2 separate regions of the Homo sapiens genome follow, and region 1 is linked to region 2. Evidence: chromatin contacts called from ENCODE Hi-C or POLR2A ChIA-PET data. All regions are on one chromosome and are shown on one strand. The core of a region is the stretch at or near the end of the contact, and the rest is flanking DNA. Distances in the headings are between cores, read along the strand shown. Region 1 holds the start of OR13J1 (olfactory receptor family 13 subfamily J member 1). Region 2 holds the start of CD72 (CD72 molecule).

Evidence for each region. Hi-C counts contacts between places; a loop is a spot of excess contacts on that map. ChIA-PET counts read pairs that join two places held with the same protein, here RNA polymerase II (POLR2A). Pooled maps may share reads with other maps.
Region 1: a loop to region 2 is called in a pooled map, with 2.3 times the contacts of the local background. The contact joins the promoter of OR13J1 here to the promoter of CD72 in region 2. A Hi-C loop is called at or near these places in 3 of 168 maps with a recorded cell type or tissue (CD4-positive, alpha-beta memory T cell, naive thymus-derived CD4-positive, alpha-beta T cell and tibial artery) and 6 of 50 pooled maps. POLR2A ChIA-PET finds 5 or more read pairs at or near these places in 1 of 52 experiments (naive thymus-derived CD4-positive, alpha-beta T cell).

The regions. Positions count from the first base shown.
Region 1 is chr9:35,868,024-35,872,328 of GRCh38, reverse strand. It overlaps OR13J1 (olfactory receptor family 13 subfamily J member 1), which reads left to right and starts at 1,928. Exons shown (of 1, transcript NM_001004487.1): 1 at 1,928-2,866. The coding sequence starts at 1,928. The coding sequence ends at 2,866.
Region 2 is chr9:35,616,568-35,620,818 of GRCh38, reverse strand. It overlaps CD72 (CD72 molecule), which reads left to right and starts at 2,406. Exons shown (of 9, transcript NM_001782.3): 1 at 2,406-2,597; 2 at 2,698-2,805; 3 at 3,572-3,643; 4 at 4,130-4,219. The coding sequence starts at 2,516. RefSeq lists enhancers at 3,402-3,551, 3,991-4,251.

The DNA.
Region 1 (4,305 bases), core at 679-3,178, 250 kb before region 2:
TATAGATATACATATGCAAATGGCCAGAAAAGTATCTGGATAGATATACACAAAACTAATAACAATAGTTACTTTTGGAAAAGTGGGAGAGTGGGAAGGGTGGGTGAGGCTGGGTATGGAAGAGTGAGGGAAGGGTGAGGCTGGGTATGGGAGAGTGGGAAGGGTGGGTGAGGCTGGGTATGGGAGAGTGGGGGGAGGGTGAGTCTGGGTATGGGAGAGTGGGAAGGGTGGGTGAGGCTGGGTATGGAAGAGTCAGGGGAGGGGGAGGCTGGGTATGGGAGGGTGGGGGAGGACAAGGATGGGTATGGGAGAGTGGGAGGGGTGGGTGAGGCTGGGTACGGAAGAGTGGGGGGACGGTGAGGCTGGGTATGGAAGACTTGGGGGTCCTCTCTGCCTAGGAAGGGTTTGCACTCAGCAGCCTGGGAGCACACCTGTCATCAGTGCTCCCTCACATCTGGCACCACCTGACATGTAGCAGGTCCTCAGTTACTTCTAGGTTCTGGGATGAGTAAGTGAGGGTGGAATAAAAGACGGAAATGGTCTCCTGCAAGGAAGGCACTGAGAGGAACTGTGCTCCACCCAGGCCCAGGATTTGGCATCGTGTCCCATGGGATTAATGACACCGTGCCAGATACCCTGGAACACTAAGGAGAGGTGACTCATGCTCTTTTGCTGGTGAGAGGATTGTGGCAGCACCTGGGGCACTGATATCCATCTAGAATGGTAAAAGAACAAGCATTGTTTGAAACCTAATAGAAGCATACACCTGCTCTGAGCATGGTATAGGGGTCACACTGTTGGGAGGGCTGGATTCTAGCTTCACCTCACCAGAGACCTGTTGTGTGACCTCAGCATCCCCATCTATACAATGGGAGATCCAACAAGTTGGCCTCTGGTCATGTTCCATGCTAATACCCTAGGAGTTCATGAAGTCAAAGCAGCCCTCGCTCTGGCCCACAGAACATAGGGGTTTGGAGCTGGGCCAAAAGCTCCATCAGATTTTAGCTGGGAAACCCACAGGAAGGCAGATTGTGAAGGTCCAATCCACACAGGGTAGCTAATGAAACAGGCCCTGGGCAGGGGACAGGGGAACATGCCCAGCGATAGGCTTCAAGGTCAGCAGCCCTCCAACACACAGCACGGTGTATGCTTTGTTCATGGATACTAGAGTAGGCCTGAAGAGACAGGTCAGACCACTGCAGGCCGAGGACATTCCAGACAGAAGGAATAGCAAATGCGATGGCTCAGAGGCTTCCTTAAAGCCAGGAGAATCTCCACCTGCTCAGAGACCACCTAGCCCACTAGTTCCTCAAAGTGTGGTACCTACATCAGCAGCAGAAGCATCGCCCAGACGCACCGAGTCAGAAACTGGGTTTGGGGCCCAACAATCTGTTTTAACAAACTTTCCAGGTGATTCTGGTGCATGTTAAAGTTTGAGAACTGTTGATCTAGCCTACTGTTTCCCAGACTATGCTCATAGAACACTTATCTGCAGTAGGTTAATGGGTTTTCTGTAAAAGGGGATCCATGATCAAATAAGTTTGGGGTACAGATGTTCTACATTGCTTTGCAGGAGTCATAGATCACATTAGCGTAGTAAACGCTCTGAGAAGTCCTGCAGTAAAGAGCTTTATTTTTTATTAATCCAATGTTGTCTCAAATTGATTTTTCAGATTGCTTACTAATGTTCTCATTAACATTCTCTCAGGGAATGCTGATCTAAATCAATGCTCATTTTTCACATGGATAAACTGAGGCCTAGAGAGGATAAAGGGATTGCCCGACGTCACAGACAGTGAGTGTGGCAGTGCTGGAAAAGATCCTGACAGTCCACCTCGTCCCAGAAAGGGCTCTGTGAGCTTCCCCGCACCCTGTACCCTCTCTCCTTCCATCCCAGCTGTGGACCATCTCTTCAGAACTCTGCAGCATGGAGCCGCTCAACAGAACAGAGGTGTCCGAGTTCTTTCTGAAAGGATTTTCTGGCTACCCAGCCCTGGAGCATCTGCTCTTCCCTCTGTGCTCAGCCATGTACCTGGTGACCCTCCTGGGGAACACAGCCATCATGGCGGTGAGCGTGCTAGATATCCACCTGCACACGCCCGTGTACTTCTTCCTGGGCAACCTCTCTACCCTGGACATCTGCTACACGCCCACCTTTGTGCCTCTGATGCTGGTCCACCTCCTGTCATCCCGGAAGACCATCTCCTTTGCTGTCTGTGCCATCCAGATGTGTCTGAGCCTGTCCACGGGCTCCACGGAGTGCCTGCTACTGGCCATCACGGCCTATGACCGCTACCTGGCCATCTGCCAGCCACTCAGGTACCACGTGCTCATGAGCCACCGGCTCTGCGTGCTGCTGATGGGAGCTGCCTGGGTCCTCTGCCTCCTCAAGTCGGTGACTGAGATGGTCATCTCCATGAGGCTGCCCTTCTGTGGCCACCACGTGGTCAGTCACTTCACCTGCAAGATCCTGGCAGTGCTGAAGCTGGCATGCGGCAACACGTCGGTCAGCGAAGACTTCCTGCTGGCGGGCTCCATCCTGCTGCTGCCTGTACCCCTGGCATTCATCTGCCTGTCCTACTTGCTCATCCTGGCCACCATCCTGAGGGTGCCCTCGGCCGCCAGGTGCTGCAAAGCCTTCTCCACCTGCTTGGCACACCTGGCTGTAGTGCTGCTTTTCTACGGCACCATCATCTTCATGTACTTGAAGCCCAAGAGTAAGGAAGCCCACATCTCTGATGAGGTCTTCACAGTCCTCTATGCCATGGTCACGACCATGCTGAACCCCACCATCTACAGCCTGAGGAACAAGGAGGTGAAGGAGGCCGCCAGGAAGGTGTGGGGCAGGAGTCGGGCCTCCAGGTGAGGGAGGGCGGGGCTCTGTACAGACGCAGGTCTCAGGTTAGTAGCTGAGGCCATCGTATGCCAATGCCAGTGAAGACATGGCAGGGCTGGGGCTACAGGTCTGGTATCTTCATCCCAGCAAGGCAGCACCAAGTCCCGCTGATCCTGCCACAGAACAGCCCCCAAATCACCCTCTGCTCTCAGCATCACCCTGGCCTTCACACCAGCCTCCTGGCTGGTCCCAAGACTTCAGTCCTGTTCCTCCCTCCAATCTCTCCTTCATGGGGCATCTTTTTGAAATGCACATGTGATTGCATCACTCTTCTCACTGAAATCCCTAGGTGGCTCCCCACTGTTCTCAGAACAAAGTGGAAGCTTTTCAGTGGGGCATTTGAGGCCCTCACAAGCTGGCCCTGCCTGACTGGCTCCCCAGCCTTCCTCCCCTCCCACCCCATCTCCCTCCTCACAGCCACACACACCAGCCAGTTGTGGCCCCCACATGCCCTGCACCACCCAGCTCTGTGCTCTCCTTGTTTCTCCCCACGAGGCAGCACCCCCTCCCCTATCCCCAGCACACTTCTCCATATGTAAAAGGACTGACTGCCTGACCCTTCAGGCCCAGCTCAAATGCCACCTCCACCAGGAAGCCACCCCACCTTGCTCCTCTTGCTGTGCCCCTCTGTGTTTTCAGCATTACTCCAAGAGCAGGGAGTGTCAGATTCTACTCTCTCCCAAGGTCCAGCCTTGCCCAACTCTAGGCCCTGCACAAGTTTCTTAAATAGAGATATTAACATGTCAATGTAGGGGTGACAATGGCAGAGCCTAGAGTTCTTCCCAAAACTGAGCAGAGCTGAGACGGAGTCCACAGATGACGAGAATGGCCCAGCTTCCCTGGTAGGTGACAGTAGAGGCAGCAATGAGGCCTGTATTAGTCAGGGTTCTCTTAGAGGGACAGAACTAATAGGATAGAGGAGTTTATTAAGTATTAACTTACACGATCACAAGGTTCCACAATAGGCTGAGGAGCAAGGAGAACCAGTCCGAGTCCCCAGACTGAAGAACTTGGAGTCCATTGTTCAAGGGACGGAAACATCCAGCATGGGAGAAAGATGTAGGCTCGGAGGCTAGGCCCGTCTCTCCTTTTCACGTTTTTCTGCCTGCTTTATATTCACTGGAAACTGATTAGATCATGCCCACCAGATTAGGGTGGATCTGCCTTCCCCAGCCCACTGACTCAAATGTGAATCTCTTTTGGCAACACCCACACAGAACACACCCAGGATTCATACTTTGTATCCCACGATCCAAAGAAGTTGACACTCAGTATTAACCATCACAAGGCCCAAAGTCCAAGATTCCCAGACCTGTCAGGCCCTGGGACACCAATCATCCAGCCCAAAGCCTGAAGCCACCCCATTCCTCCCACCTCACCCCGCCCAGCAGCAACAGCAGCAGCAGCAG
Region 2 (4,251 bases), core at 1,157-3,656:
TTTTGGAGACAGAGTCTCACTCTGTGGCCCAGGATGGGCACAATCTCGGCTCACTGCAACCTCTGCCTCCCGGGTTCAAGCAATTCTCAGCCTCCCTAGTAGCTGGAATTACAGGCACATGCCACCATTCTCAGCTAATTTTGTATTTTTAATACAGATGGGATTTCACCATGTTTGCCAGGCTAGTCTCAAATTCCTGACCTCAGGTGATCCGCCCACCTCAGCCTCCCAAAGTGCTGGGATTACAGGTGTGAGCCACCATGCCGGCCAGGAGATCCCCTTCTTAAGCCTCTCTACAGGTCAAGTTAGGCAGCAAGCCCATGTATTCCATTTTTTTTTTTTTTTTTGGAGATGGAGCTTTGCTCTTGTTGCCTAGGCTGGAGTGCAATGGTGTGATCTTGGCTCACTGCAACCTCCACCTCCTGGGTTCAAGCGATTCTCCTGCCTCAGCCTCCTGAGTAGCTGGGACTACAGGTTCGAGCCACCACACCAGGCTAATTTTTTTGTATTTTGTAGTAGAGACGGGGTTTCACTATGTTGGCCACAGACACCTTTTTGAGTGCAGACTAGAAGCTTGGTTTTGGCATTTTACCTGGCATCTACATCATGTTCACCTGTGTATTGGATCTGAAAACTGGGACATTCTACAGTTTGTGGAACTCCTGCAAATGTTCCTGCAATTGATTTACTCACACACTGCCCACACCCACCCCCTGTACACCACAGGTTCAAGTATTTGACTCTTCCCACCCCACCCACCCCTGCCACCAGCTGCTCTATACCCTCCCACTCACTCTCAGGGCCCCTGAGGTCCCCAGGGAGTCACCACCACATACCACTCTCTGTATCTGGGGGAAGGTCTAGGTTGTTGGAAACTTTAATCAAGCAAGGACAGTTAACAGCTGCAGAGGCACCTTAGGAAACAGTGAGCTTCAAAAAGGAAATACTTGTAGGATCTCTTGTGATGACCTTTGACGACTTTTCTGAAAATGACCCGTCATTCTCTGCCATGGAAAATAACAGTGATCACAGGCAGCCTTCAGCCCACAGAAGGCTTCCTCCTCCAGGCAGGCTCTGACATAGCCGCTCACCTCACAGATGCCCTAACAGACTGCAAAGTCCTGGGAACATGCATATCCATGCACACACATGCACACGTGCCTCTCTACAAGTACATTTTTGAGGTCACAGCTTTGCCTCAGTGGCCACTTCCTCTAGGGCTGGCTGGGCGGAGCTATTGGCAGAGCTCTAGGGTCCCTGGCAGTGTCCTGCCACACACCACCAATCATCCGAGCTGTTGGCATGTGGTGAGGACCTTTTCCCCCTTCCTTTTTCCTCCCCACAGCTGCAGGAGGGGGATTCTGCGGGGCGGATGTCACTTTGCTAGGGGCGGGTTCTTCCCACCCCCACACTACATCTTGTTCTAGCTCCTTCCTATCCCGGATGTAGGCCATTTTGGGGTTCCTAGTAGGGGTCACATCCCGGTAAAAGAACATTAGGGAGCACCTTTGGGCACCCCTGCTCAGCAGCCCCCTTTCCCCCAACTGGTTCCCTCTCTCCTCCATCAGCCAGGCCCCCACCACCTATGAGGGCCTCGCGGTCCCTGGGTCCTCCGCCACAAATGCCCCCTTTTTCCTTGGGGCTGGGTGGGAAGGGACAGCTTTGGGACTTTTTAAAGAAAGAACTTTGCTAGGAAAGTAAGAGACGAACCAAAACCAAACCAAGAAAATGTCAAGACCTCCGCTGGTCCGGAATCTGCGCTCGGCCTCTGGCTCTGTTCTGCTCCTCTGCCTTGACTTCACCTAGGAAGCTGCAGCCTTCTTAAGCCCTCTGCAACTCCCTTGCTCACCTGCTCCCTGGCTCCCCATGAGGGTGCATGGGGGGCAGTGCTGCCACTTGCCTTTCCAGAGGTGCTGCAGCCATGGCTCTTCCTTACCTTCACCTCTGGCCCAGGCCTGTTCCTGAACCCCCAGTTACTGGAACCCCCAGGATGATGAGAAGCGAGGGATGCAAACCAGGAACCCCCAGTCTCATGGGGAGAACGGAGCCTCACCCTGGAGCTGGGGAGATCGTCTGGGTCAGTGCAGCTCCAGCTACACATCATAAGCCCCAGTGGACAAGGCAGCCAGGAGGAGGGTGGGGCAGATCAGGGCAGATAACCAGAAGGACCGAGTTTGGGGCCCAGCATGGCCCATATGGGTTTAAGATGCATGGAGAGGAAGCACAGGGAGGACATGGGGACAGGCCCATCCCCTACCCCTGTGTTCTGGACCTCAGCGTCCCCTCCGTGGCCCCTCTGGCCCTGGCCCAGGGATGCCTTCTGCTTCATTGAGCCCATCTGTTTGAGACTTGCTAACACCTTCCTCTTTTGTGACTGGAAGTCACAGGGCCAATTGCTAAGCCGTGCAGTCACAGAGGGAACACAGAGCCTAGTTGTAAACGGACAGAGACGAGAGGGGCAAGGGAGGACAGTGGATGACAGGGAAGACGAGTGGGGGCAGAGCTGCTCAGGACCATGGCTGAGGCCATCACCTATGCAGATCTGAGGTTTGTGAAGGCTCCCCTGAAGAAGAGCATCTCCAGCCGGTTAGGACAGGGTAAGGGGGATGAGGCCTCCCCTTGATCCTGCATCCCCACTTCCCGCCCCACAGATCCCATTCCCAAATCCCACCTTGGTCCCTTTTCTCTTCTCTCTAGACCCAGGGGCTGATGATGATGGGGAAATCACCTACGAGAATGTTCAAGTGCCCGCAGTCCTAGGGGTGCCCTCAAGCTTGGCTTCTTCTGTACTAGGGGACAAAGCAGGTCTGGAGAGCCTGGGGGATGTGTGTTTGTTGGGGGGCTGTGTCTTGAGCTGGGGAGTCCACAATGTTTTTGTTGTTGTTCTTGAGACAGGGTCTTGTTCTGTCACTCAGGCTGGAGTGCAGTGGTGTGATCATGGCTCACTGCAGCCTCGACCTCCTGGGCTCAAGTGATCCTCCTGCCCTGGCCTCCCAAAGTGTTGGGATTGCAGGCGTGCGCCCCCATGCCATGGCCCTCAGTATTCTTGAGAGCACAATACCCTGGGGAAAGGAGGAGGGCGGTTCTTAGGAAACAGAAGAATAGGAACAGGATAAATGGGAGCCAGGGGAGGAAGAAAGATTCCTCCCGCAAGGTGGAGACCCCTTTCGGGGAGATAAGGGCTGCGGAGGGATAGGGCAGCCCTGTGGGGGATGAGTTCTAATGGGAAACGGGGAGCCATGGGAGGGAAAAGAGGTGATGGGAGATGGATGAGAGCAAAGGGGGAGAGGGTTTGGAGCCGACAGATAAGGGGCCTCTGAGGAAACGATAAAGGGAGAACTAGGAGAGATGAGGGGGTCCCGGGAAAAGATACAGTGAGACCCAGGAGGAAGCCGAGAGAGTCCCGGGCAGAGGAGGAACTCAGGAGAGTGACACTGTGTCCCAGAGCAGCTCTAGCAGGCAACGTAGGGCAGACTGGAGTTTCCCAGTGGCGAGGGCGAAGCGGGTGCGCAGGAGGAGAAGGGGCAACACTCGGGGCTTCCGGTCTCACACTGGATGCTCCCCTCGACAGCGGTCAAGTCGGAGCAGCCAACTGCGTCCTGGAGAGCCGTGACGTCACCAGCTGTCGGGCGGATTCTCCCCTGTGAGTGTGCCTGTGCGGGGCAGCCGCGGGGCCAAGTGCTCGCGCCTGTCCCGGCTGCGGATGGCGCTGGGCCCCGCGGGGTGCAGCTCCTTCCGGGATAAACCCGGGCGCAGTCCTTCCGACGCCCGGGCTGCCGTGCCACATTCACCTTCATCCGGTGCGCCTGAATCCGACGTGCACCGCCCCCCTGCGGATGGTCCCAATTCACCTACCTGCCCCCCTTCCCCTCTCTCCGTCTGATATTTCCTTCCCCTTCTCCCAGGTAACGCCCCCGAGTCCCCACCAGCACTGATTCTGGAACACCCTCTCCCCTACCTGCGAAACACCCCGCTACCCGACAGAAACCACCATGCTTGCCCCCTCAGCTCTGCACCGCCCTCCTCTTAGGGATGCCTTCCCCAGGGGTCTCCCCCACGGACCTGTCCCTTCCTCTCTACATTCTTTACGGGGGCTGACTGCCCTCATCCATCCCACTGTCCCCCTAAGGCCGCACAACCTGCCTGCGATACCTCCTGCTCGGCCTGCTCCTCACCTGCCTGCTGTTAGGAGTGACCGCCATCTGCCTGGGAGTGCGCTGTGAGTAAGGCTGTCCCTACTTCCCACTTACA